Linked DNA regions of Homo sapiens: regions 1 and 2 are each linked to region 3. A link is a loop called in an ENCODE intact Hi-C map of the cell type or tissue named here. Cell type or tissue: GM12878. All regions are shown on one strand. Each heading gives the region's core, and the rest is flanking DNA. Links, peaks and the distances in the headings are about the cores only. Region 1 has its middle 130 kb from the start of POU3F4. Region 2 has its middle 830 kb from the start of POU3F4. Region 3 has its middle 1.0 Mb from the start of SH3BGRL.

Region 1 (10,179 bases), core at 784-8,783, 1.4 Mb before region 3:
AAAAAGGAAGTAATAAAGTGTATTAAAGTCATAATCCAATAAGAGAAAGCATACTACTCATTGGGAGTGAGAAAATTTTCTTGTGTCCTCCTAAGAAGAATGATAGATCTGTAAGTTAGGATAACATAAAGTTATAAGTGTAGATAATTTATATAGCAGTATTTTTTACTCAAGTTGATGAATTTTTCAACTGTTTTCTCACATTGATTCTTGAGAAGGGCGCTCTTGATGGATGACATCAGGTAAGCATATAAGTGGGTATTAGGCAGAAAACCAGTTGAGTTGGGAAGCTCAGTTTGTGCAGAAAGAGCCAAGTTAGGTGAGTATGTGAATATAGCTGGGGCCTAGTCTGGAAATGCTGGTCAGTTTGTTTTGCTAGGCCCACTGGAGCCTTGGGTCATTGGCCCTCTATTTGTCTGTGTCATAAGGAGTGTGTTGGGGAAGGTAAAGCTTTCAGCAAAGCAAGTCCCTTGCCTTTGAGCAGCGTCAGTCACAAGCTCCAAGTTTGCCATAAAAATATGAAGGGACAACTTCTCTCCCAGAAACCCTGGTGGTCCTCCTGATTATAAAAGGAAGAGTGATAGGAAGGCCTGCCTGTGGAAACCTGACGCAGGAAACCTGAGTCCTTCGGAATTTTACCGTGAAGAAAGGAGAGTTAGTTGATCCAATTTACTTTGATTCTTCCCTAACGTTAGACTAATTTGCTACTGAAGGACCCTTCCAGGGGCAGACCTGACACTGACTTTTATCTCCTGCAACCAGGTGGGCCATCTGTTCTTCTGGCTGACATCTGGCTGTTGGATAAAATAGAAGTCATGCACAGATGTCCTTTTCCAGTGACTGACTGGTACCTAAAAATAGAGGCAACCACATTATCCCAGCACTTCTCCAAAGCTGTCACTAAGGAAGACTTAGTAGTCTATTGGCAACCAGATTTGACCAGTTATTCTCCTGAATTACTCAGCATTGTAACTTTTAGTGGAATGCTGATAGCTTTTTCCAGTGGGCTGACATTAATATCAAAGGTTTCTTCCGGGCCTGGAATGGAAGCTCTGTTGAAAGCTAATCCTAAGGGGGTCTCTGCACAGCTAAGGAAAAAAAAAAAAAAAAACATCGAGGCTTGAGTTTTCAAAATAAATGACACTAACTTGTGCTGACATTTCCTGTACTTTATTTTAAAAACCTAAAGGAAAACTGTTAGTGAAGTCTGCTGTAATGCAGACTGCTAAAAGGAAAATATGTAAACTTTTAAAAGCAAACAGAAATAACTAAAAAAAAATGATCCTAAATTCAAAATAACCTGCAGACACTTAGTATTCAGACTTCTGGCCTGTGAGACAGAAAACCATGAGGCAATAAATTTCTGTTGTTTAAGTCATCCAGTTTGTGGCACTTCATTATGATTACTCTAGAAAACTAATACAATAAATTTAACGTTTCATAATTACAGTCATGTTCTGCATAACGATGTTTCAGTCAGTGATGGACCACATATTACAACAGTGGTCTCAGAAGGTTATAATGGAGCTGAAAAATTTTTGTCACCTAGTGACATGGTAGCTATTGTAATGTCACAGTGTAGCACATTACTCATGTGTTTGTAGTGATGCTGGCATAAAAAAATCCTACTGCACTGACAGTCATTATAAAAGTACAATATAGAACATACAATTATGTACAGTTGTAATACTTGATAATGATAAACAACTGTTACTAGTTTTGTATTTATTATACTACACATTGTATTGTTATTTTAGAGTATACTTTTTCTATTTATTATGAAACGTTAACTGTAAAGCAGCCTCAGGCATGGTGTGCAGGAGATATTCCAGAAAAAGGCATTGTTATCATAGTAGATGACAGCTCCACGTGTGTTATTACCCCTAAAGACCTTCTAGTGGAATGAGATGTGGAGGTGGGGGACAGTGATATTGGTTATTTATGATCTTGATATTGTGCAGGCCTAGGTTCATGTGTGTGTCTGTGTATTAACATTTAACAAAAAATTTAAAAAGTTACAAAACTAAAAATAGAAAAAAGCTTATGGAATAAAGATATAAACAAATAAAATATTTCTGTGCAGTTGTACAATGTGTTTGTGTTTTAAGGTAAATGCTATTGCGAAAGAGTCAGAAAGTTTAAGAAATTTATAAAGTTAAAAAGTTGCAGTAAGCAAGTGATAATTTATTAATAAAGAAAGAAAGTTGTTAACGTAAATGTAGTGTAGCCCAAGTGTATAGTGTTTATAAAGTCTACACTAGCGAACAGTATTGCCCTACACCTTCACATTCATTCACCGCTCACTCACTGGCTCACCCAGAGCAACTTCCAGTCCTGCAAGCTCCATTCATGGTAAGTGCCCTAGACAGGTGCGCCATTTTAAATCTTCTATACCATATATTTACTGTACTTTTTGTTTGTTTATATTTAGATACACAAATACATACCACTGTGTTAAAATTGCCTCCAATATTCAGTACAGTAACATGCTATTTAGGTTATACAGGTGTGTAGCCTAGGAGCAATAAGCTATACCATATTAGCCTAGGTATGTATTAAGCTATACCATCTAGCTTTGTGGAAGTAACACTCTATGATGTTTGCAGGGCAATGAAATAGCCTAACACATTTCTCAAAACATATACCTATTGTCAAATGATGCATGACTACGTGTGGAAGCCTGTTTCTATCTATTTAGAAGTACACACACACAACATGTGTGCATGTAAGTGTGGGCATGTGCACTCACAAACACACCCTGAGGGACGTTAAGGCAGAATTAATTGTATATTTCCAAAATTAACACTCATTTTATTTTTAAGCAAAAATATTTAGGGCTCTAATTCTATAAAATGATAAAATAAACAGCTGTGTTACAGCAGTCCTAGAAACAGTTTGTATTATTAATTCTAAATCAGCCTAGAGAGTCATTGAGGTTGAATAAGAATGACAAATGTCAGTGCATCATGAAGAACAAATGAAAAGGGACAAATGCTATAGCAGACCTCAGGTGTGGGCTGCTTTGGGAGTGGCATTCTCATGTAGACATTCTTATTTGGATCATACGTAATCCACACATGAAGGCATAAAATATTTTGACAGCAAAATTCCAGTGTGCCAGCAAGTGTGCAATTTGAACCCCAGCAGCTTCTTAGGAACACGTATTAAGTTGGTGCAAAAGTGACCGCAGTTCCTGTCATTACTTTTAATAACAACTATCTCATAAAGGTGTTTTGAAGGTTAAATATTAAAGTGCCTGTAATAGTACCTGATACACAATGTACGTGGTTTTAATGGCAAAAACCACAATTACTTTTGCATCCACCTAAAGAGGGGGGATTCATTTGACAGTGAAACATTGAAGTAACTGTAGATTAAGTGACTTCTCTCAATTATTCAGTGGGAGATTCTTCCAGATAGCATTCAAATTAGAAATTATTTTATTTCTGTTCAAAGTCAGACACATTTATATAACAGCAGTGCAAACAGATATATTTGTAGAATTACATTTACTTATATATGCTTATATACAATATTATATGCATTTCATCATTATAATGTCATTCTGTTACATGTTAAAAGTTTTGAGTGGCGTGTGTATGCGTATGTGTGTGTGTATGTATCTTTTTTTGTACACTGTGAAAACTCACATACTCCAGGAGAGGGGATCACAGTTTAAGATCTTAATTAGCAACCACCCAAATTAGTAGTGCATCTTTCAGCTGAAGGGATGAGGGAGGGAACATTTAGGAGTAGGTTGAAGATAGACAACAAAGATAGGAAAAAATTTGGTTACATCTTTATCTAAGAACATTCCTGAAAGCGATAATATAGGTGAGAGAATACTAAGCAACTTGGTGAGCCCCAGGTAATCTTTCAACACACACTGACATTTTTTACTTCTCTTCAGTTACACCCTGCAGAAAGCACAATACGAACACTGGGTTGCCAGGAGTTGGTTTGCCTTGATCTTTGGGGTTGGGAGAACTGCAAAGAGTTGAAGTGGTTTAGACATTTTTAGAATTTTCTGGAATGCATTCTTCAGATCCTCATTGTAATAATGCCCCTGAGAAGATTTCCAGCATATAAACTCTACTCTAGACCAGAAGCTTTATTTAATAATTATAGATGTGTTTGTCTGAATATGGAATCATTTGTATCTTGCCTGGTTGCAATAAGCTGTTAATCATCTCCTCTCCCAGTAACATTAATAATGGTCGTACATTGTGTATTAGGTACTATTGTAGGTACTTTATATTTAACCTTCAAAACGCCTTTATGAGATACATGTTATTATTTTCATTTTACAAAAACATTGAGAATTTATGGAACAAGACAAGGATACCCACTCTAGCCACTCCTACTCAATACAGTTAACCAGGGAGATGAAAGATCTCCGTGAAAATAATTACAAAATACTGTTGAAAGAAATTAAAGATGACACAAAGAAGTGGAAAAATAGTCCATTGTGGGCAGCAAGCCACCCAGGTGCCAAGGCAAGAGACCGAGGACACAAGCTGTTCCAATATAATAAAGAAAATATATAAAATAAGAATAGTTATACTAGAAATAGATTATAGATAGATATGATGATATATGAACATTATTAATCATCAGTTTATAGCATTACCCTTTATTCCAATATTATAATAATCTTTTCTCTACAATTATAACCTAGGAAAAACCAGGCCATAAAGAGATAGGAGCTGAAGGGGCAAGGTGAGAAGTGACCAGAAGACGTGTGAGCCCTCTGTCATGCCCGAACAGGGCCGCTAGAGGGCTCCTTGGTATAGCGGTAACGCCAGTGCCTGGGAAGGCAACCGTTACTTAGCTGATCTTGGTCTAGCAGTAGCGTCAGTGCCTAGGGAAGGCACTCATTACTTAGCAGACCTCCCCAGGAGAGTTAGAGAAGACTCTGCTCCACCACCTCTTGTGGAAGGCTTGACGTCAGTCATGCCCACCCACAGCCATCTGGAGGCCTAACCGTCTCTCTGTGATGCTGTGCTTCAGCGGTCACACTCCTGTTTCACTTTCATGTTCCATTCTGTACACCTGGCTCCGCCCTCTAGATAGCAGTAGCAGAATTAGTGAAAGTATTTAAGTCTTCAATCTTTCTGAGAAGAGCATAGAAGAAATAATGACGTAGGCTGTCCTCTCTCTCTCAGCCTCAGCTACCTAAAAGGGAAAGGCCCCCTGTCTGGTGGACACATGACTCACGTGACCTTACCAATCATTGGAGATGACTCACACTCCTTACCCTGCCCCTTTGGCCTTGTATACAATAAATAGCAGTGCAGTCAGGCATTCGGGGCCACTACTGGTCTCCGTGTCTTGGTGGTAGTGGTCCCCCAGGCCCAGCTGTCTTTTCTTCTATCTCTTTGTCTTGTGTCTTTATTTCTACAATCTCTCATTTCCGCACAAGAGTAGAAAAACCCACAGACCCTGTAGGGCTGGTCCCTACAATCCATCCTCATGGATAGTAAGAATTAATATTGTTAAAATTGCCATACTGCCCAAAGAAATTTACAGATTCAATGCTATTCCTATCAAACTCCCAATGACTTTCTTCACAGAATTAGAGAAAATTATGCTAAAATTCATACAGGACCCAAAAAGAGCTTGAAGAGCCAAAGCATTCCTAAGAAAAAAAAACAAACCTAAAACATTACATTACCTGACTTCAAACCATGTTACAAGGCTACAGTAACTAAAATAGCATGATACTCATACATAAACAAACACATAAACCAATGGAACAAAAAAGGCCAGAAATAAAGCCACACAACTGCAACAATCTGATATTCAACAAAGTCAACAATAACAAGCAATGGATAAAGGATTCCCTATTCAATAAACGATGCTGGGATAACTGGCTAGCCATATGCAGAAGATTGAAACAGGACTACTTTCTTACACCATTTAAAAAATTAACTAAAGATATATGAAAGACTTTAATGTAAAATCTAAAATTACAAAAACCCTTGAAGAAAACCTGTGGTATACTATTCTGGACATAGGACCTGGCAAAGATTTCATGATGAAGATGCTAAAAACAATTGCAAAAAAAAAATTGACAAATAGGACATAATTAAACTAAACAGCTTCTGCACAGCAAAAAAAAAAAGTCATCAACAAAGTAAACAGACAACATACAGAATGGGAGAAAATACTTGCATAATATTCCTCTGACAAAAGTCTAATATGCAGAATCTATAAGGAACTTAAACAGATTAGCAAGCAAAAACCATGCAACCCCATTAAAAAGAGGACAAAGGAAATTAACAAACACTTCCCAAAAGAAGACACACACACACAGCCAACAAGCATGTGAAAAAAATGCCCAACATCACTAATTACTGGAGAAATGCAAATCAAAACCACAATGAGACACCATCTCACACCAGTAAGAATGGCTATTATTAAAGAGTCAAAAATAACAGATGCTGGCATGGTTTTGGAGAAAACGGAACGTTTGTACACTGCTGATGGGAATGTAAATTAGTCCAGTCATTGGGAAAAGCAATTTGGCAATTTCTCAAAGAACTTAAAAAAGAACTACCATTCAACCTGGCAATCCCATTATTGAATATATACCTAAAGGAATATAAATCGTTCTACCATAACAACACATGAACACGTATGTTCAACAAGATGATCTACCTGGCATTATGTTTACATATAATACTTGGTGTCACATACTGTTCCCAAATCAACGGCCTGGTAGAAAACAAAGTGTAACAAAATGGGATTGAAGCTGGCTGAATTTAGAGATGAGGTAGCCTTAGAAGTAAGTGTTAGAAAGTTTTCTTACAACCTGGGTTTTTGTGGGCCCACCTTCTTTTGTGGAGACAGTGAGGGAAATAGGTTTATTTCTTTCATTAAAACTGCACAGTCTATGAACATGTGAGAGCAATAACATTGGCTAACATCTATAGAGTACTCACTATGTATCAGCAGAGTCATCACATTGTCCAAATCTAAAAAGCATCATTCATGCTACATTCTATGTAAATGGCATCCCCTGAAATTGGGTTATTAATAGTACCGGGTGTCAGGCACTGTTCTAAACACTTTGCATATATTACCCCAATGTAATACTTATAACAACCCTAGGAGGTATGTACCATTATTATATCCACTGGACAGATGGAGGAACTGAGGTATAGAGAATATAAGTAACTAGGTCAAGGCTACATAGTAAGTGACAAAAAGTAGATTTAAATACAGCCTACTTAAATGTAGAGGCCATGATCATAACCACTACACAAACTGTCTCTACAAAGCTAGAAAAGAGTTTATGGATTTAGAAATGAAGAGATAGCAGTGGCTGGATGAAGAGCATCTGAATGAAGTTAGGAGGTAAAATGTATGCCAAAATTTTTTTTCACATTTGCTAAACCTGAGCCGCAAATTTGATTCTGAACTTTCGAGCTGTCAGTGCAGATGGAAACCCTATCAACTGTATGAGTTATAATATCTTAACAACAAATATTGTTACTAACATCAGATAACTAGTCTCTCATGAGATGTTTTCAAGAGGACATTGTGAGCAGTATCAACAAGACCTTGACAATAAATCCAGCAATTTGTTTCTTAAAGGCTGTTTCTAATAATTCCCCTTATTTTAATTCAATGCCTTAATGACAAAATGTCTGTAAAAGATATTATTGATCTATACTATGTCAAAATAAAGTTGCCCAGCAGTCCAGATTAACAATTCTCTGGTGACCTGGATTAAGCCAGAAATCGATTGTAAAGCATCCAAGGGGAAGTCCCCTTCAGGGACTTCACTATAAATATAAGCTTTTCAAATTAGATTTGGAAAGTGTTGAGCAGCAATAAATGCCAGGTTATTCTGTGTTAGAATCTGGCCTTTCTTTCCCTTCCTTCCTTCCTTCCTTCATTCCTACCTTCCTTCCTTCCTTCCTCTTTCTCTCTTTCTTTCTTTCTTTCTTTTCTTCTTTCTTTCTTTCATTTCTTTTTTCTTTCTCTCTCTTTTCCTGAAGGTCTCACTCTGTCACTCAGGCTGGAGTGCAGTGTAGCCATAGCTCACTAAAACTTCAAACATCTAGGCTCAAGTCATACTCCCACCTCAACATCCTGAGTAACTAAAACTACAGTTGCATGCCACCATCCCTGGCTATTTTTTATTTTATTTTATTTTGTTTTATTTCATTTTTGTAGAGACACAGTCTCACTATGGTTCCCTGGTTGGTCTTAAACTACTTGCCTCAGATTATGCCAAGATGGCTGACTAGACTCAGCAAGGTGGAACAACTGCCAGGGAGGGATCCAGACTACTAGCATACTTCTAACAAATCTTCAGAGGGAAGGCACCAAGATGGAGGGAAGTCGTAGAAGCTGGGCTGAACGGGCAGGAATATGGGAACTCTACACGGGGCTATTGTGCACCTGGACTCATTTCCTGCCCCCCCCATTGGATTCAGGGGAATAGGTGAGTTGAATTAGCAAGGAACAACGCATTCTCACCATTGGCCTCTGGAACTCCAGCAGGAGGAGATACTTCGACCACTATGGACACTCGAGTGGCAGAGATTGCTGCTTAGAGAAATGGTAGGGGCAGCATAGAGGCTGATGTGGAGCACAGAGAGATTAGTGTGAGAGCATCTCTAGCAGAGCACATCCAGAGACGGCCATGACCCTAGGCTTGACTTGTCCCCATAGGAGACTTTAGCCCTAGGGGAACTGTCAATCCTGAACTCTGCAGGGTGGTCTTACCCATCAGATGTGGCCAATCTGACCTGAGCACTACTTGGTCTGCTGGCCTCTACAGGGGTCGCTGGCTGGCCACAACTGCTTGTGGGGCAGTTTTGGGTGCCCTGAGGAATCACATAATAGCTTCTGTGCTGGTGGACTGTGCTTATCCAGTGAAGAGCTCCAGTAAGGTGGCCTCCATGGTCATGCACCAGCCTGCATGCTCCCTCCCACTCACTACAGCTTCCCCTAGACCCATGGCAACTACTCACATCACTTTTCAGGTCCATGTCTGCATAGGTGGATTTTGCTTTTTTTGCCCCGCCAGTGTGCTAGGGTGCATGCACCCTTCCCTGCTACTACTGTGGTGGGAGTGTAGACACCCCTTGTACCCCTGCTAACTGCCATTACAGATGGAGACTAGGCAGGAAAAGAGCCAACCAGCCCCACCTCCACCAGCACCCCACCCTTGCACTAACACTGCCTTGGAAGTGAAATAAGGTGCAGAGAACAGTAGATACTCCCCTATCCTGAGTGACCACTCCACTTTGTGACACACAGAGAAGGCATACAGACCTGGGCCTGCCAACACCGAGCCCCTGAGCGAAGGCCACCACCAGCGGGACTGCACAGTCATTAGCAGGGACCCCTCCATACTCCCACCCATGAGATGCATTGCCTCCACCACTGTGGCGAATGCCTGCATGGAAGCAAGCACCCAACCACCCGCTAGCACCCCGCAGCAGCTGATGAGTGTGCACCACACCATACTGCTGGCATGTATGAATAAGGATAGATCCCACTGTTCACAGTACTATGAAATGCTTTGGCTGACAAGACTCATCGAAGGGTAGTGACCAGGGGGTCTGGGAGCAACTTTATTTTCCTTAACCCAGTACAGTGGGTTTCTAACCTCAAGGAGCCAGGATAAAAAAAGTCAGGCCCAGTACAAGTCCCTCAGTGTTAGAGCACACAATCCAGGAGTTGGGAGCTGAGTGTTAGCCCCATAAAAGAATCCAGAAATGAAGCCAGTCAGCCGAATACAGCTTATACCAAAGTCAATACATCAAGGTCATTGAATAGAATAAAAGAAAGAAACAACCATCCAAAGGTCAGCAACTTCAAAGATTGAAGTAACATCAACCCACAAAGATGAGAAAAAAAATACAGCACATGGAGAGGATGTGGAGAAATAGGAACACTTTTACACTGTTGGTGGGACTGTAAACTAGTTCAACCATTGTGGAAGTCAGTGTGGCGATTCCTCAGCGATCTAGAACTAGAAATACCATTTGACCCAGCCATCCCATTACTGGGTATACATCCAAAGGACTATAAATCATGCTGCTATAAAGACACATGCACACATATGTTTATTGCGGCACTATTCACAATAGCAAAGACTTGGAACCAACCCAAATGTCCAACAATGATAGACTGGATTAAGAAAATGTGGCACATATA
Region 2 (10,179 bases), core at 641-8,640, 460 kb before region 3:
AAATTATGAAATGGTTTATATCTACAAATACTGGTATGAAACAGTTCAAAATTACTTGCTTCTTAGGTTCTTAACTGGAAATTAGGATTATTAAGGGTTAATAATAACTGTAGTACCAGCTATTCAGGAGGCCGAGGCAGGAGAATCGCGTGAACCCGGGAGGTGGAGATTCCAGTGAGCTGAGATTGTGCCACTGCACTCCAGCCTGGGCAACAGAATGGGAAAGAAAGGAAGGAGGGAGGGAGGGAGGGAAGGAGGGAAGGAAGGAAGGAGAGAAGGAGGGAAGGAGGGAGAGAGAAAGAAAGGAGGGAGGGAGGGAGGAAGGAAGGAAGGAGAGAGAGAGAGATAAAGGAAAGAAAGAAAAAGAGAAAGAAAGAAAGAAAGAGAAAAAGAAAGAAAGAAAGAAAAAGAAAGAAAGAAAAAGAAAGAAAGAAAGAGAAAGAAAGAAAGAAAGAAAGAAAGAAAGAAAGAAAGAAAGAAAGAAAGAAAGAAAGAAAGAAAGAAAAGATAGAAGGCCTTGTGTTTGGCAATAATTTTCCAGATAAAGTATCAAAAGCATAATCTATGACAGAAATGATAAGCTGGACTTCACTTAAAAACTGCTCCATAAAAGACAACAAGAAAAGAAGAGGTCAGCCACTAAATAAGATAAAATATTTGGAAAAAATATATGATAAAACACTCTTATTTAAAATATATAAATGCCCTTTGAAACTCAACAATAAGAAAACTAACAACCTGATTATAAAACGGGTGAAATCCCTCTACAGATACATCACAAGGGAAGATATACAGACGGCACATAAGCACATGCAAAGATGCTCAACATCACTATTACTATTAAACTGCAAATTGAAATAACAATGAGATACCATTACAAACCTATTAAAATATGGAAAATCCAGGACATCGACTAAATTTTGGTGAGGATGTTGAGCAAAAGAAATTATTGTTCATTGATGGTGGAATACAAAATGGTACAAGCACTTTATAAGACAGGCAGTTTCTCACAAAACTAAACATACTCTTACCATACTCTTAGTCTTTCTGGGCTGATATAATAGACTTTCATACTGTGTGGCTTATAGACAAGTATTTATTTCTCATAGTTCCGAAAACTAAGGTGCTAGCATATTTTTGTGTCTTCTAGGAGTCTGCTTCCTGGTTCATAGATGACCATCTTTTTGCTGTGTCCTCAGATGGCAGAAAGGGCAAGTAACCTCTCAAGGGTCTTTTAAAATTTTTAAATTGATGCATAATATTTGTACATATTTTTGAGATACCTGTGATATTTTGATATGTTCATAGGATATGCAATGATTAAATCTGGGCTTTTAGGATATCCATCATTTTGAACAACTATCATCTCTTTGTGTTGGGAATATTTCAAGTCTTTGTTCTAGCTACTTAGAAACATACAATATACTGCTGTTAAGTATAGTCACCCTAGTGTGCTATCAAACACTAGAACTTATTCCTTCCATCTAGTTGCTTGTACTCATTAGCCTGCCTCTCCTCACATTTCCCCAACACACACTCTTCTCTGGGGGCTCTTTTATAGTGGCATTAATCCAATTTATGAGGGTTCCACCCTCATGACCTAATCACTTCCCAAAGGTCCCACTTCTAAATATCATCACATTGGGATTAGAATTTGACATATTAATTGTCAGGGGACACAAACATTCAGTCTATAGCACATACCATTTGGCAATTGCACATTTTGGTATTTACCGAAATAAGTTGAAAACTAACATACACAACAAAAACTTCATATAATTATTTGTAGCAATTTGATTAATAATTGCCAAAACTTGGGAGCAACCAAGATGTCCCTCAGTAGCTGAATAAATAAATAAGCTGTGTAGGCTGAGCACAGTGGCTCATGCCTGTAATCTCAGCATTTTGGGAGGCCAAGGAGGGTGGATCACTTGAGGCCAGGAGTTTGAGACCAGCCTGATGAACATGGCGAAACCCCATTGCTATTAAAAATACAAAAATTAGCTGGGGGTGGTGGCAGGTGCCTGTAATCTCAGCTACTCAGGAGGCTGAGGCAGGAGAATCCCTTGAACCCGGTAGGCAGATGTTGCAGTGAGCCGAGACCGCACCACTGCACTCCAGCCTGGGCAACAGAATGGGAATCCATCTCAAAATAAATAAATTAATTAACTAAATAAACAAATAAATAAGCTGTGGTACATTCAGACAATGAAATATTATTCAGCACCAAAAAGAAATGATCTAACAAGCCATGAAAAAAAAAATGGAGAAAACTTTAAAAACATACTACTAAACAAAAGAAAATAATCTGAAGGCCAGGCACAGTGGTTCACACCTATAATATGAGCACTGGAAGGCCGAGGTGGACAGTGATCCCTGAGGTCAGGAGTTCAAGACCAGCCTGACCAACATGGTGAAACCCCATCTCTACTAAAAATACAAAAATTAACTGGGCATGGTGGCAGGCACCTGTAATCCCAGCTACTCGGGAGGCTGAGACAGGAGAATAGTTTGAGCCCTGGAGGTGGAGGTTGCAGTGAGCCGAGATTGCGCCATTGCACTCCAGCCTGGGTGACAGAGCAAGGCTCTGTCTCAAAAAAAAAAAAAAAAAAGAAAAAAAACCTGAAAATTCCAAAAAGTGTGATTCCAACAATATGACACTCTGGAGAAACAAAACTAATGGGTCAGTAAAAAGATCAGATTTGCCAGGATTTCAGGGAGAGAGGGAGAAACAGGCAAAGCACAGAAGATTTTTAGGAAAGTGAAGACACTTTGTATGAGACTATAAAGATGGATACATGTGTTATATACTTGTCAAGTCTTGTAGAATGTACAACATCTTAATGTAAAATATAAACTTTGGGTGATAATGATGTCTCAGTGGAGTTATACCAGTTGTAACAAATGCACCACTGTGATGAAAGATGTTGATAATGTAGGGAAGCTGTGCATTTGAGGGGGCAAGAAGTTTATAGAAAATCTCTGTATTTTTTACTCAATTTTACTCTGAACACATAGCTGCTCTAAAAATAAAGTTTATCTAAAAAAAAATGCTTGCAACTGACTTAGACAGAACAACTCCGCAGCAGAGGATACCTCCCTTGCATCAGAGTAGAACAGTGTGGCTTACCAGTTATTTTCCTTATGGCCTGGGTTCTTAAACATAGACAGATAAGACAGTGACTCATTTGGATGACAAGATTAAGAAGCACCAGAGAAGTAACTGAGCTTCGAAAGTCTGATGTGTAGTGCTTTAGGGTATATCAGTATAGTTTCATACCCTGATCTCACAGTGCTATAATTTTTACCGTTTGAGTTTCATTTTTAGATGGTTTATTCCAAAATTAATTAATCTGGTTGTTTACCAGGTGACCAGAAGGACCTAGAGAAGGAGAACACTGGGGACCTAGGAAAATAAGCAATTTTGACAAATTTGCAGACTTACTTAGATGTGGTGGTTTTCAATTTTGTGTGTACATTAGGCTTACTCCAAGAGATTTAATAAAAATATTAATGCCCAGGCACTAGGCTTCAGAGATTCCAATTTAATTGATCTAGACGGAGTCTGAGTAAATCTTTTAAAAGCACCTGTGATAGTTAATTTCAGGTGTCAATTTGGCTGGATTAAGGAATACCTAAGGCATTATTTTTGAGTGTGTATGCTACATTCTTTCCAGAAAAGATTGGCATGTGACTCAGTATAATGAATGGAGAAGATCTTTTCTCAATGTCAGAGTGCATCATCCAATCAGCTGGAAACCCATATAGAACAAAATAGTCAGAGGAGAAACAACTTTTTTCTCTCTCCTTGAGCTATGACACTCTTCTTCACCTAGCTATAAATATTAGAATTCCAGGCTCTGTGGCCTTTGGACACAGGAACTTACACCAGCAGACCCATGAGTTCTCAGGCCTTTGGCCTTGGACTGAGAATCACAACATCCGCTACCCTAGTTCTTAGGCACTTAGTGTCAAGGTTACACAATGAAATACAGAAAATATTATAAATTATACAGATTATTTGAGCTAAAAGATTGAGAATGACCACAAGGGGGCATAGCATTAGCAGCAGTTACAAGTGGGGTATTAAAGAAAAAGAAGAGGTGATTTTCAAGTTGTTTGTCAAAAATTTACATTAAAATAGCATAATCTATTGATTGGCCATACCTTGTCGTTTTAATTGCAAATTCCAGGAACATGAAGATAATATATGAGGCAATTAGGCAAAAATTACCTTTAAACAATTGCTTCTGGGCATGGGGGTGTGGGGAAGAATGGCTGAAGTTCCATACACGTCTTTCTGAGCCTAATAAATTTTTTATACCTCACATAGGTCAGACTTCTCCGAGCTATTTTTCTTTTCTCATTTTTCCCATTTTAATCAAGGTCTTTAGAAGAAAAAAATCATAGAAAAACTCAAATGATTTTGGCCTTTTATGTCCAGGAATTTAGTCTCACATTGCTAAGAAGGCTTTTTCCCAGAAGATCCTTTACTACATGGGGCAAGGAGAACAGATACATCTCAGTGAACAATTGTATGGAAACCAAAAGTCAAATTGGGAAGGCATCACAGGATGGCATAAATTAGACCATATTCAAGTCACTGATTTATATAGCTGTTGTCTCTTGTTGAAATATTTCTAGTCTTTGGAATACCATGAGTTCAGGTTTCTCACAAGTAAAACAATGAGAGATACATAGTAGAACTATACTACATATAAGGATTATAATCAAAAGGAGAATGTGTACACTAGAACTAAAAGTATTTCATTGGAGAGTCAATTAAGAACATCATGAAGAAAATTAAAACCTGGTTCTTCTTCAGAGCAATGATATAGCCAGTAAATAATTCTGAATTTAGTCAAAATTGTAGGAAAGTAATAAAAGCTCAAAAACAATGGTCAGAGCTGGAATTTATTAGGTTGGTGCAAAAGTAATTGCAGGTTTTGCTGTTAATTTTAATAGCAGAAATTGCAATCACTTTTGCACGAACCTAATAATAACAAGTGTGCTATAGTTTTTTTATGAAACATAGTGCTTCTCTTTCCAGTTCCCCATTTTTACCAAAGTTGAATCTTAGTAGGGCCAATTTACTTGCAAGATAAGTTTTAGTATTATACATGGCCTGATTATTTGCATAAAGTGCAAAAAGAATGCTGAATGATCATATAAGTTTTAAGTTGGCTTTGCTGGAAATTTTTGATAAAGAATCTCAGATTAGACTTTTAAAAGCCTCTCAAGGTTAGGAAGCCAAGCCAAGAATTTACCATGAGACTGTGCCTGGAATGCCTGTATAATTTGAATGAGTTTATCTCTGCTCAAGATCCCAAAATACCTTGAGTGTCCTGGGATTGTAAGGAAGTAATACTTTTCACTTACTGCAAGATCAGGAAGCTTATAAAGAAAGCACATAGACATGGTAACAGGCCAGTCTTTTCAAAGGACTTTTTATTGGTTCTATAAAGTCAAGTTGCTAGAGACAGGAGGCAGATAATTTCTAGGCAGAAAAGACCCCACTCTCAAGCCTGGAACTACAGCCCAAAGTGAGAAAATGCATTTCTGTGTTCCCACTTGAGTGCTGCATTTTCCAAAACCACCCATTACCTGCCCTGTCCCCCATACTGTACCCATAAAAACTCCCAAGATCACACCAGCAGAGAGAAGAAGTGGCCAAACATCGAGAGGAGAAGCAGCTGGACATCAGAGAGAAACAGCTTGACATCAGAGGGATGGCTTGATGGTGGGACTTTGAGAAAGTGTCTGGCCAGAGATGACCAGACTTCAGGGGAAGAATACCTTCCCACTCAATCTCCTTTCCAGTTTCCCTTCCCACTGAGAGCCACTTCCATTGGCAGTGAAATCCCCTGCATTTACTATCCTTCAATTTATTCATGTGACCTGATTTTCTCTGGACACCAGACAAGAGCTCAGGATGCAGAAGGCTGTCACACTGATCCTCTGTCCATGTGAAAAGACAGAGGGTCCACCAAGCTGTTAAACACTTAAGCCATCCACAGATGCCAAAGCTAAAAGAGTGCTGACTTTAACACTCCTTCTGGGGCTTTAGGGGTTGAAGGTGCTCCCCTAAGACACTACCACGGGGCCTGCATGGAGTTTGCTCCTGTCAGTGCCCAGAAGTACTCACCTCGGCTTGGCTCCTGCAACAACTCAGCTGCACTTCCCCTTGCCTGAGGGGTGGATCCTAGTGAGTGAAGCCAGCCTAAGCAGCCAGCTAGCCCTAGTGACTTCGCTCCAGCTCCCCTACACCCTGGGAAGAGGTCAGGGAAAATTTCCTATTTCAAAGTCAACCTCATTTTCTCAAAGCAATCTGTTCATTAGCATCTGAAAATAAGCCATTCCAGTTAAAGTGTTGGTAAAATAACCAGTGTTTTCAATTGTGTTTTATTACAAAAAAAAAACAGATTTAATTGAACGTATTTAAATAACTAGATTGGCACAATATAAGAATACTCATGAATAGTTTCCAAATTTTGCAAAATTCAGGTAGAGAGGAAGGTAAATGTTTCAACTTTTCTCACAAAATATACTTTACTCAATTGCTGTAAGCTATACGTAGCTCAAAAGAAAAATGTTTGACTCTGGAAAACAAAATATAAAATGAATCAGCAATATTTTACACAAAATGTTATAAAAAGGATTACAGTTTTCTATCAGTTTAGTTTCATGTAAGTTATCAGAAACCTATATTCATGAATAATTGCCAGAGTCCTTTTCACAAATTTTTTCAAAGAAAAAGAAAATTTTGGACTGAAGGTGATTATAAACTGAATTTTGATAAGAATTAAAGAAAAACCATAATTATCTGTGGATGACAAGTGGCTTAAAATAGCCATTGTTAAAGACACAATTTAAGACTGAATTTGGTTATTTCTGGGGCATACATCAATTTACTATAATAATGATAATTATGACTGATGACATATATCAAGACATATCAGAAATTTAGGAATTTCCTACAATTTTGGAACACATGTTGATTACACATTTATGTAAATTAACTCAAAGAAAGTTGAATGCTATTTCCTTTTTTTTTTGAGGTGGAGTCTCGCTCTGCCACCCAGGCTGGAGTACAGTGGCATGATCTCGGTTCACTGCAACCTCCGCCTGTCGGGTTCAAGCGATTCTCCTGCCTTAGCCTCCTGAGTAACTGGGACTACAGGTGCACGCCACCACACCTGGCTAATTTTTGTATTTTTGCTGGAAACGGGGTTTCATCATGTTGGCTAGGATTGTCTCCATCTCCTGACCTCGTGATCCACCCACCTCGGCCTCCCAAAGTGCAGGGATTACAGGTGTGAGCCACTGTGCCCGGCAAAACACCATTTCTTAATTGACAAGTTGACAAGTCTTTCCATATGATTTTAACATACTGAATAAGTCTAGTATGTATCTCTTGGTCACCCAGGGGTTCTTGTTATGTCCAAGTTAGCTTGGGTCAATACGACTACATTTTAGAATTTGAAATTTAATTTTTGGTAGTATGTCAAATATTAAATATTTAAATTAATGTTAAAATAAAAAAGTTCTAAAATACACGATTAAAATAGAACCACAGATCACTGAATATAACTGTCATTTATTTATCGAACATTATTATGTAAAGATTTCATAAAGTGAAAACTTTTATTCTTTGATAGAGAAGAGACTGTTTGCAATTGAGAATCCTAAAAAAGACAGTATGATGCAAACTTTTCCCTGCCTTTTCTGTCATTTACTCAAAAGTTAAACAAATCTTTTACTATATCTTATTAATACTACATTAAATTCTTATGCAAAGAAGAAAACCAAATTTTACATTTATATTAGTGTATATCTATATGGAAACTAATTTTAATAATACCTGATAAAGAAATCCATCAAATTTAAGTCAGCTTTGAGCACAGGAGTTAAAATTTTCATAAGCCTTTAACAACCTCTTAAAATGATTAAATTAAAAAGCAGATCGATGATCTAAAAACCTCTGTTGTTCTGACACAGGGGCAAAGACTATGGCTTTGCATTTGTGTATTTTGATATTATTGCTCAATTTTCATAGGAACTTATAAATAATTCCCTTCTAATTTTAGTGAACTTCATCACACATAATTTCCTTCATGAGATTAATTTTCTGTAAACCTTTTACAACTTGCTTAAACTTTTATTTTGTCATGTATATATTTTAATATATATGGACAATTTAGGCAAAAAATATTTTTTCTCTTTGTTATTTTTACCACACAAATTTTTCTCTAATGTAAGAGAAAAATGATACCCTTTTTAGCTTTTTTAATCAAAAATGCATCTTACTTTTTTATTTACTCTGTATATAGAATTGTTTCTATTATATCTAATAGTTTTAATTATATATAAACTTCAATATAAACCCCTAATAATCCTAATTTACAGTTAAGAACCTAAGAAGCAAGTAATTTTGAACAGTTTCATACCAGTATTGGTAGATGTAAACCATTTCATAATTTTTAGAAAGATGTTGTTTTCAATTTATGAACAGATTTAAATATAGTTAGCTTTTCTATACAATATAAATGACTCAGAAATGTTATTATGATCTGTTACTTAATTTAACATAGCATGACTTAAAGTTTTAAAAAAACAAACTATGGAAAGATCATTTATAGCTTTTATTCAATTTTCATTCAAATGATTTATTGATTTCTGACCATTGTGTTTTAATCGTTAAACAAAGAAAGTCACTGTAAACCAAAAATAAAATTTTAAGCCCCCTTGACCATCTGAATGGGCTTGTCCTCTCTGCCAAGGGCATTGTAAAGTTAACCTGAAAAACTTATTCAGTCCATGATGGGAATGAGAGAGTCATATATGCTTCATTATGCCCCCCTCCCTTTTGGAATTAAGAAAAACCTGACCAGCATTAACATCAGCACAGACCTTAAGACTGATAGAACAGAGTGTTTAATTTTGATATCAGACATTTACAATCTATTCTCTCTGAAGCCTGCTACCTGGAGGTTTCATGTGCATGATAAAACCATGGTCCCCACAACCCCTTATGTTAACCCAGATATTTCTTTCTATTGATCCTAAGTCTTTAGACAGTAACTTAATTCTTTCAACCAATTGCCATTCAGAAAATCTTTGAATCTACCTATGACCTGGAAGACCCCACCTCCAGTTTTCCTGAGTTTCTGGGCCACAGCAAAGTACATCCTACATGTATTGATGGATGTCTTAGGTCTCTCTAAAATGTGTAAAGCCAAGTAGTATGCTGACCACCTTGGGCACATATTCTCAGGATTTCCTGAGGGCTGTACCATTGGTCACTCATATTTGGCTCAGAATAAATGTCTTCAAATATTTTACAATTTCACTATTTTTGTCAATTATAATTTAATGACAGAATTACGTGGGGCCTCAGAAAAGACTCAGGATGCCGGAGGAGTTGCTCAGACTTTGATCTAAAGTCCAGCAGGGGCCCACTGAAAGCCTACCTGACTTTGAGCTTCTCCTCAAGTGGAACTGGTAAATCCTTCTGAGACTTGGATCTTTCTTTGGTTGATGGTTCTTGGCATATTTTGAGCTGTTTCTTATCCTCCTAGGAAGTTGTTGTTTAGGATCTTAATTCTGGCTTGGAGATATATTCTAAAGCATCTTCTCCATTGCCTTTTTCTAAAAACCAGGCAAACAACCCCTCTTCAGGCATCCTGTTTGGTTTCAATTTTGCATTTTAATGAGTCTTCTCCATTGATTTTTCTTCCCAAATTAAGGTCAGTTGGCTTGTTTGCATATTTGCATGAGGAACTGTACTGTCATTTTTAGAGATAAATAAGAGAGTAAGCTTCCTTAGCTCTGAAGTGAAAGGATATTTTTCTCCTTCCAGACAAAAGGCATTCCTGGGTGACTGCGGGCCAAGTGGGGAATGTCGGGGGGCTTAATTCCCATGATATGCAGTGGCTCTACAGGGAACTGCAAACAAAATTAGTTTAAAAAGGCTCTTTCAGGAAACATGTAAGAGCTGATCATTCTGTATTGTGATCCCTCTTAGAGGTGCTAGACCTCCTGAGAGAGAAACTAAGACATGTAAGAGGGCAGTAACAAATCAGTGGTGATACAATGTGGAGTCCCACACACAGTAAGCACACATTGATCCACCACATTAAACACTAGGCAAAAACTCAGTTCCTCCTTTTAATAAACAAA
Region 3 (10,179 bases), core at 712-8,711:
CCAGTAGAAACAAACAAAATAGTAGACCAAATGGAATAGACATATACAGAACATTCCATCCTACAATAGCAGAATGCACATTTATTTCAAGAATATATGGAACATTCTCCAGGATAGATTCAATGTTAGCCTGTAAAAATATGTTAACTAATTGAAAAATATTGCAATTGTATCAAGTATATTTTCTGATATTGATGATATTAAACTGGAAATCAGTAACAGAGAGAATTTAATAAAATACAAATAGAAATCCCTGAAACATAATCTTGCAAAACAGCCAATGGGCAAAAAAAAATTAAAGGAATGTTAAAAATGCATTAAGAAAACATAAAATGGAAATATACAAAAACAAATAAGATTCATTAAAAGTAGTTTTAAGAGAAAAGATTATGGCAACAAATGTTTACACTGAAAAAGAAGAAAGATCTCAAATAAACAACCTGCTATTGTACTTCAAGGAACCAGAAAGAGAAAGACAAACTAGGCCAAAGTTAATTGAAAAAATAAATAATAAAGATCAGAGAATAAATAAATAAAATGAAGACCAGAAAAACGATAGAAAAATCAATAAAGCAGAATTTATTTTTTGAAATGATGAAAAAAATCTTAGGTAGACAAAGATAAAAAGAAAGAAAATGTAAATTAAAAAATTAAAAAGAAGACATTACAACTGATATTACAAAAAGTAAAAAGGAACATGAGAGTTTTGTATGGACAATTATATAACAAAAATTGGATAACCTGAAAGAAATGACTGTATTCTGAGAAACAGTACAACCCACCAAGACCAAATCTGGAAGAAAGAAAATCTGAACAGACCAATAATGAGTATAAAAACTGAATCAGTAATAAATGTCTCTTCAAAGAAAGTGCAGGACTTTGTGGTTTCACTGGTGAATTCTACCAAACATTTAAAGAAAGATTAATACCAAACCTTCTCAAACTTTTCTAAAAATTAAGAAAGCAGGAATACTTCCAAACTGTTTTTGCAAAGCCAGCATGACCCTGATACACAAACCAGATAGTGACATTATAAGGAAAGAAAGTTACAGTTCAATATCCCTGATTAACATAGATGCCAAAATTCTCAACAAAATTCTAGTAAATGGAGTTCAACAGCACATTGAAAGAATAATTTACCATGATCAAGTAAAATTTATCACAAGGATTCAAGAATGGTCTAACATACACAAATTTATAAGATGTACTATGTGTTAAGGAATAATGACCAAAAAATAATCACCTTAACTGATGCAGAAAAAGCATTTGTTAAATGTTCAAGATTCCTTCCTATAAAAACTCTAAAACATTTAAATTTGGAAGGAATGTGCCTCAATACAATAATGGCCATATATGACAAACATACAGTTAACATAGTCAATGATAAAAAGTTAAAAACATTTCTTTTAAGTTCAGAAAAAAGACAAAGATGTCTACGCTCAACATTTTTATTTGAATATTGGTAGTAATAGCCAAAGCAATTAGGAGGAGAAATAGAAGACATTCAATTGAAAAGAAAAAAATTAAAGTATTGCCTTTTTAATATGACATGATATTTTATACGAAATTATTAAAATTGTTGAAACTAAGAAATTACTTCAGTAAATTTGGAGTTTGTAAAGTAAACATACAAAGATGAGTAGAGTTTTTGTACACTAACCTTGAACTATTAAATAGTAGAAGCAAAAAGCAAATTACATTTACAATAGCCACAAACATTAAAATACTTGGAAATAAATTTATGCAAAGTGGTGAAAGACCTACACACTGAAACTGTAAAACAATGAAGAAATTAATGAAAGCAGGCATAAATAAATGAAAATGTATCCTGTGTGTTTGTGTGTAGGACTAATTAATATTGTTAGCATGCCCATACTACCCAAAGTTATCTACAGATTCAATGCAATTCTTATCAAAATATAAACACTATTTTTATCAGAAGTTGAAAAAACAATTTTAAAATTAATTTAAAACTACGAATGACCCTGAATAGCTAACGCAATCTGGAGCAATAAGAACAAAGCTAAAGATAACACCCTATCTGACTTAAAAATATACTACAAAGCTATAGCAACCAAAGCAGCATAGTACTGGTATAAACAAAGACATCTAGAAGAATGGAATAGAGTAGGAAGCCAACAAATAAATCCAGGCATTTACAGTCCATTGATTTTTAACAAATTTGCTATAAATACACAATGGAGAAAAGATAGTTTCTGTAAGAAATAGTGCTGGGAAGAGTGGATATTCACATGCAGAGAATCAAATTAGGCCCCTATATCACACCATACAAAAAATTAACTAAAAATGGTTGAAAGACTTAGATGTAAGACCTGAAACTGTAAAACTATTAGAAGAAAACATAGGATAAATGTTTCATGACATTGGAGTGGGCAATGATTATTTTAATATCTATCCCCGAAAGCACAGGCAAAAAAGTAAAAATAGACAAATGGGATTACATCAAACTGAAAATCTTCTGGACAGCTAGGGAAACAATAAACATAGCAAAGGAAACCTACAAAATCAGAGAAGATATTTGCAAGTCATTGGTGTGAGAAGGGGTTAATATTCAGACATATAAGGAACTCCTACAACTCAATGGCAAAAATGTAAACCTGATTAAACAATAAGGAAATAATCTGAATAGAAATTTCTCTAAAGAAGACATGCAAATGACCAGCAGGTATGTAAAAACATTGTTCAACATTGCTAAACAAAATTAAGAGCAAATTAAAACCACAATGAGATATTACCTCACACTTGTTAGAAGGGCTATTAAAAAAAGATGAATAAGTGTTGGTGAGAATGTGAAGAAAAGGGAAATCTTGCACACTATTGATTGAAATTTGAATTAGTACAGCTATTAAAAAATAGATTCAAGGGAGGGAAGATGGTCAACCAGAAGTTGCTAGTGTTTCCTGCTCTCATAGAAAGAAATACTAGGCAAGTGAATACTACACCTTCCACTGTAACATCCAGGTGCACGTATGCATTGGAATTTATCAAGGAAACAACTTGACCCATGGAGAACAGAGAAGAGAAAGACAGGATGACTGCCCCCCAACCCCCCCACCCCATGGGAGTAACATGGAGACAGGGGAGGCTTTCCTGCCCAGGGAAACAGTGAGTGAGAAACCCCAAGGGCCTACATTTCTTCCACGAATCCTTGCAACCCTGGTGTCAGGAAAGCCTCTTGTGAACCTGCTCCACCAGGGCCTTCAGTCTGACATGCAGAGCTAAGTGGAGTCTTGGCAGAGCCATCACTCAGGCACACGTTGAGTCCTGGGAGCCTTGGATCCCTGGGCATTGTGGCAATAGCAGCTGCATCTCCAGCAAAGGGGCAGGTTAGCATCCCTTACATGCCCGAGGAAAGGGGCTGAATCCACGGGGCTGAGCAACAGTGACAAGCAGGCTTTACTTTCATGGAAACTTTCAGGAAAAGACCCACCGGCCTGGGACTCCAGCCACCCACAGTCAGTGCTCTTGAGCTGGCAGCAGCTACACAACTCCTTGAAATGAAACTCTCAGGGGAAAGGTTGGGCTAGCATATTTGCTATTTTGCAGCCTTTGCTGCTACTGCCTTAAGGCTCTAGAAAGTCCAAGGTGACTAAGTACTGGAGCAGATCCCCAGCATAGCACTGCCACTCTGCAGAGAAATGGCCAGACTGTTTATTATGCAGGTCCCAGATCCCATTTTTCTTCATTCAGCAGGAGGTCCCAACCAGAAGCTCTACCCACTACCAGTTGGAAATATCAGGCCCCTAGCAGCTCCACACCTCCCTGGGACAGAGCTTCCAGAGAGAGAGGTGGGGTGTCATCTTTGCTTTCTTGCAGCCCTTGCTTTAGCTGCCTTCAGACTCTGGAGAGTCTGTGAGAATAAGGGGCTGGTGCCTACCCCTAGAACAGTGCAGCTGCTTAATGGAAAAGTGGCTGGCCTGTCTTCCATACAGGTCTCAGACATTACTTTTCCTCATTGGGAGGGGCTGCATGAACTGTGACTCCAGGATAACCACTTTGCTCCTACCTGATCACTTTAATCAAATGCGCTCAGCTTTTCTCCGAAGAGAAGATCCCAGAATCAACCCACAACTCCTCCAGCATTGCAGCTGCAGTGGTACCTTTTTAAGCTCCCACAGGCAGGGGAAGGAACAAAGGGCCTTGTCGCTATGCTGGCACCCCAAGTGCACAGCAGCCAACATATACAGAGAACTCCAGTCCCTCTACTCTGGGAACTCCCATCCCCCACTCTTCACCAGGCAGGGACCCCAGCTCAGGACTGCAGAACAGCCACCAAACTCATGGCTGAGAAAGCCCACTTGTTGTGGTTCTGAAATTCCCTGGGGAGAGGCTCCCAGAGGCAACCAACAGCTCCTCTGCCATTGCCACATCAGTGGTTCTGCCCCTGCTGCCTTTGCTCTGAGGAAGAAATAAAGAGCCTGAGGGCTACACCCAAGCTTACAGCATGCCACAATCACCACATTAAGAAGAGACCTGTCTCTCCTACCTGTGAGCCCTTGACCACTTGCTCCACAACAACCAGAACCCTCAGCTCAGGCCAGCAGTGCAGCCACACCACCCCCTGGTTGAACACTCCCAGTAGTAACGGCTTCATGTTTCTTGGAGGTGGAGTTCCCAGTGGCAACTGAAAGCCCATCTGCCACTGCCTCTGCAGTGATACTGCCCCTGCTCCCCTCAAACTGAGGAAAGTGCAAAGACCCTAAGTGCCTTATTAACACGTCCAGCAAGCTGCAATTACCTTAAGTAAAGGAGGCCAGTCTGTCTCCCACAGGTCCCATCTACCACCCCTGCTCATTGCCAGGCAGGGATTCCCTGGCTTGGACCCGCAGTGCAACCCCTTCCTTCTGGGATGACCACACTGATTAATTGCAGCTCTACGTCTCTCTGGAGTGTAGCTCCAGAAGAAAAGTGAAAGACCCTCGGGCACATTTACTGTCAGAGGATCTTTTCCTAGAGGTCTCTTCCTCTATTGCCTCCAAGTTGAGGAGGTAAGATGAACTCTGAGATCAACCCAGAGCTGTGGTGTGCAGCCTGGGTTTGCCAAGTCGTGATCTGCAGCCAGCATTCAAGTGAGAGAGAAGCCCACACTTTCAGAGCATTGAAAGAAAGCACAGCTGTAACTGTGAGGAACTACAGAGAAGTCACATGATTGAGCAAGAGCCTACCTACTGACAATTATGCTTAAGCGCCACCTACTGGATCATATCTGAAATGTTTAACAACAAAAATACTTTGCTTAAGTACTACCCTGTGAAATCAAAGATAACAAGTTAGCTTCAAATCAAAACCCTGTGCAAAGTGTTTGCTCTCTGGAAACATTGGGAAAAGAATTTTGCTGAATGTAGTCAATCTACACTGCAGTTAAAAGAACACTCATACAGAGACATAAGAAAGAACCAGCAAAATAAATCTGACAAGTCAAATGGCCAGAGTCTTCGAGTTTTCTGTCCTTGAAGTGACCATTCTAATTTTCCAGCAAGAGTTCTTAATAAGGATGAGATGTCTGTGATGAAATAAACAGAACTCAGAATATGGATATGAATGAAGATCATTGAGATTCACGAGAACATCAAAACTCAGTCAATGCAAGGAATCTAAGAATTACAAGAAGATGATACTGTAGCTGATATACAAAATAGCCAGCATAAAGAAGATACTAACTGATCTCATAGAGCTAAAAAAAAAAGAACTACAAGAATTTCATAACGCTATCACAAGTATTAACAGAAGAATAGACCAAGCCAAAAAAAGAATCTCAGAATTTGAAGACTGCCTCTCTGAAATAAGAGAGGCAGACAAAGGTTTTTTTTTTTAATGAAACCAAATGAAAAAAAAAAACTCGAGAAATATGGGATTATGTAAATGGACCAAATCTACAAATCACTGGCATACCTGAAAGAGACAGGGAGAAGGTAAGCAATGTTAAAAACTTATTTCAGGATATCTTTCATGAAAACTTTCTCAACCTCGCTAGAGAGGCCAACATTCAAATTAAGAAAATGCAGAGAACCTCTGTGAGATACTACACAACAAGATCTTCCCAAGACAAATAATCATTAGATGTCCGAAGGTCAAAATGAAAGAAAAATTGTAAATGACAGCTAGAGAGAAAAAGCAAGCCACCTGCAAAAGGGAACCCCATCAGGCTAACAGCAGACCTTTCAACAGAAACCCTACAATCCAGAAGAGATTGGGGGGCCTATATTCAACATTCTTAAAGAAAAAAAAGATCTCCAACCAAGAATTTCATATCCAGCCGAACTAAGACTTATAAGTAAAGAAGAAATAAAACTATTTTCAGACAAGCAAATGCCTGTTACTAGCAGACCTTTCTTACAAGAACTTCGGAAAGGAACACTAAATATGGAAAGGAAAGATTTTTACAAGGCACTACAAGAACACAGTTAAGTACACAGGCCGGTGACACCTTAAAGCAATCACACAAACAAGTTCACATAATAACCAGCTAACAACACGATGACAGAATCAAATCCACACATATCAATATTAACCTATAGTGTAAATGGTCTAAATGCCCCAATTAAAAGGCACAGAGTGACAAGCTGGATAAACAAGCAAGACCCAATCATATGCTGTCTTTAATCTCACGTACAGACACACATAGGTTCAAAATAGAAGAATGAAGAAAAATCTGCCAAGCAAGTGGAAAAGAGAAAAGCAGAAGTTGCAATCCTAATTTCAGACAATACAAATGTTCGACCAAAATTAAGCCAACAGGGATCAAGAAAGACAAGGGAGAGCATTATATGATGGTAATATTTTAAATTCAAAAAGAAGACCTAACTATTCTAAATATATATGCATCTATCCCAGGAGCACCTAGATTCATAGAGCAAGTTCGTAGAGACCTACAAGGTGAATTAGACTCCTACACAATAATAGTGGAAGACTTCAGTACCCCACTAAAAGTACTAGATAAATCATTGAGGCATAAAACTTACAAATATATTCAGGACCTAAAATAAACACTGGATCAAATGGACCTGATAGATTTCTAGAGAATTTGCCAGCCCCAGAAAGCAGAATATACATTCTCCTCATTGCCACCTGGCACATATCAACCCCTGTCTGAACACATCTAGTAGTAACGGCTACTCTAAACTCTAAATGGAACTCTAAATTGGAAATCACAATAGGACGTCAAACAATTAGCAAATGCAAAAGAACTAATATCAAACCAACCACTCTCAGACTACAGCAAAATAAAATTAGAAATCAAGGCTAAAAATATTGCTCAAAGCCATACAATTACATGAAAATTAAACAACCTGCTCGTGAATAACTTTGGGTAAGAAATGAAATTAAGGGAGGAATCAAGAAGTTATTTGAAACAAATGAGAACAAAGACGCAAGAACCCAGAATCTCTGGAACATAGCTAAGTCAGTGTTAAGAGGAAAAATTACAGCACTAAACACCCACATAGAAAAGTATGAGAGTTTTCAGGTTTACAACCTAATATAACATCTAAAAGAACTAAAGAACCAAGAGCAAACCAACTCCAAAGCTAGCAGAAGACAAGAAATAACCCAAATCAGAACTAAACTAAAGGAAACTAAAAAACAAACAAACAAACAACAACAACAAAAAAACATTTAAAAGATCAACAAATCCAGGAATTGGTTTTCTGAAAAATTTAATTAAATAGATAGACCACCAGATAGAAAAATAAAGAAGGGAAGAGAGAACATTCAAATAAACACAATTAGAAACATCAAGGGGGATGCTACCACTGATGCTAAGGGAATACAAGTAAACATCCCAGAATATTATGAACACCTCTATTCACACAAACTAGACAATTTAGAAGAAATGGATAAATTCCTGGGTACGTACAACTTCCCAAGACTGAAGCAAAAATAAATTGAATTCTTGAACAGTCCAATAACAAGCTCCAAAATTGAATCAGTAATAAGTAGACTAACAACCAAATAAAAGCCCAGGACCAGATAAATTTATGGCCATATTGTACTAGATGTACAAAGAAAAGTTGATAAAATTTCTACAGAAACCATTTCAAGTAATTGAGAAAAAGAAATTCTTCCCTAATTTATTCTATGAGGCAGCATCATCTTGATACCAAAACCTTGGAAAGATACAACAACAACAACAAAAAGAAAATGTTAGGCAAATATCCTGAATGAATGTCAATGCAAAAATCCTCAACAAAAAACTGGCTAACCAAATCCAGTAGCACTTCAAAAAGTTTATTCACCATGATAAAGTAGGCTTTATTCCTGGTATGCAAGGTTGGTTCAACTTATGCAAATCAATAAATGTGATTCTTCACATAAACAGAACTAAGGACAAAAATCACATGATTATCTCAATAGATTAACAGAAGGTTTTTGATAAAATTCAATATCCTCCATGTTAAAAACTCTCAACAAACTATGTATTGAAGAAATAAATCTCAAAATAATGAGTCATCCATGACAAGCCCACAGCTAACATCATACTGAATGGGCAAAAGCTGAAAGCATTGTCATTGAAAACTGGCACAAGGATGCCCTCTCTCACCCCTCCTATTCAAAATAGTATTGGAAGTCCTGTCCTGAGCAATCAGGTAAGAAAATGAAATAAAATACATCCAAATAGAAGGAAAGGAAGTCAAAGTAGCTCTCTTTGCACATAAGATGATTTTATACCTAGAAAACGCTATAGTCTCAGTCCAAAAGCTGCTTTAAGCTGATAAAAACAACTTCAGGACAGTCTCAGCATACAAAATCCATGTACAAATATCATTACCATTCCAAAACACCAACAACATTAAAGACAAGAGCCAAATATGCAATGCAATTCAATTCACAATCACCCCAAAAAGAATAAAATTCCTAAAAATTCAACAAACCAGAGAAATGAAAGATCTATTCAAGGGAAACTACAAAACAGTGCTCAAAAAAAAAAAAAAAAAATCAGAGATGACACAAATAAGTGGAAAAACATTCCATGCTCACGGATAGGAAGAATCAATATTATTAAAATGGTCATACTGCCCAAAGCAATTTAGAGATTCAATGCTAGTCCTATTGAACAAACAATTAAATTTTTCACAGAACTAAACCAAAAAAAAGTTTCAAAATTCATATGGGACAACAACAAACAGTGCTCGAATAGCCAAGGAAATAATAAGCAAAATGAAAGAAGCTGAAAGTATCACATTACCTGACTTCAAATTATGCTGCAAGGCTACAGTAACCAAAACAGCACGGTACTAGCACAAATACAGATACACGGGCCAATGGAACAGAATAGAGAGCCTCAAAATAGGGCCATACACCTACAACCATCTGATCTTTCCCAAAGCTGACAAAAAAAAAGCAATGCGGAAAGGGCTCCCTATTCAAGAAATGGTGTTGGAAAACTGGTTAGCCATATGCAGAATATTGAAACTGGACCCCTCCCTTACAGTGTATAGAAAAATTAATTAAAGATGGATTAAAGACTTAAATGTAAACCCCAACACTATAGAAACTCTGGAAGACAACCTAGGCAATATCTTTTGGGCATAGAAACAAGGAAAGATTTCACGAAGAAGCCAAAAGCAATTGCAACAAAAGCAAAAATTGACAAATGGGATCTAATTAAACTAAAGAGCTTCTGCAGAGCAAAGAAAACTATCAACAGAGTAAACAAACAACCTTCAGAATTGGAGAAAACATTTGCAAACTATGTATCTGACAAAGGTCTAATATCCAGCATCTATAAGGAACTTAAATTAGCAAGAAAAAAATAAACATTAAAAATTGAACAAAGGACAAGAAAAAAATCATTTTAAAGAGGAGACACCCATGAAGCCAAGTATGTGGAAAAAAAGAAGCTCAACAACACTGATCATTAGAGAAATACAAATCAAAACCACAATGAGATACCATCTCACACCATTCAGAATGGCGATTATTAAAAAGTGAAGAAACAGCAGATGGTTGTAATGTTGCAGGGAAAAAGGAATGCTTTTACACTGTTGGTGAGAATGTAAATTAGTGAAACCATTGTGAAATACAGTGTGGCCATTCCTCAAAGATCTAGAAGCAGAAATACCATTTGACCCTACAATACCAATACTGTGCATATACCCAAAGGAATATAAATAGTTCTGTTATAAAGACACATGCATAGGTATGTTCATTGCTGCACCA

Evidence for each region. Peaks named below come from ENCODE experiments on the same cell type or tissue, not always from the same donor. Only the 100,000 strongest peaks of a DNase experiment are listed, where the experiment ranks them.
Region 1: it touches region 3 in a loop (6-fold over the local background); 5 of 110 quality-filtered maps call a loop at or near these places.
Region 2: a loop joins it to region 3, with 22 times the contacts of the local background. A loop is called at or near these places in 6 of 110 quality-filtered maps.

The regions. Positions count from the first base shown.
Region 1 is chrX:83,630,041-83,640,219 of GRCh38, reverse strand. No RefSeq gene overlaps it. Among named protein-coding and RNA genes, the nearest start is that of POU3F4, 130 kb to the right of the region's middle. RefSeq lists an enhancer at 4,859-5,208. In GM12878, for the core only: a CTCF peak has its summit at 4,787 (motif pointing right); a DNase peak (open chromatin) is centred at 4,969.
Region 2 is chrX:82,670,459-82,680,637 of GRCh38, reverse strand. No RefSeq gene overlaps it. Among named protein-coding and RNA genes, the nearest start is that of POU3F4, 830 kb to the left of the region's middle. In GM12878, for the core only: no CTCF peak of the experiment used is centred there; no DNase peak of the experiment used is centred there.
Region 3 is chrX:82,213,549-82,223,727 of GRCh38, reverse strand. No RefSeq gene overlaps it. Among named protein-coding and RNA genes, the nearest start is that of SH3BGRL, 1.0 Mb to the right of the region's middle. In GM12878, for the core only: no CTCF peak of the experiment used is centred there; a DNase peak (open chromatin) is centred at 5,187.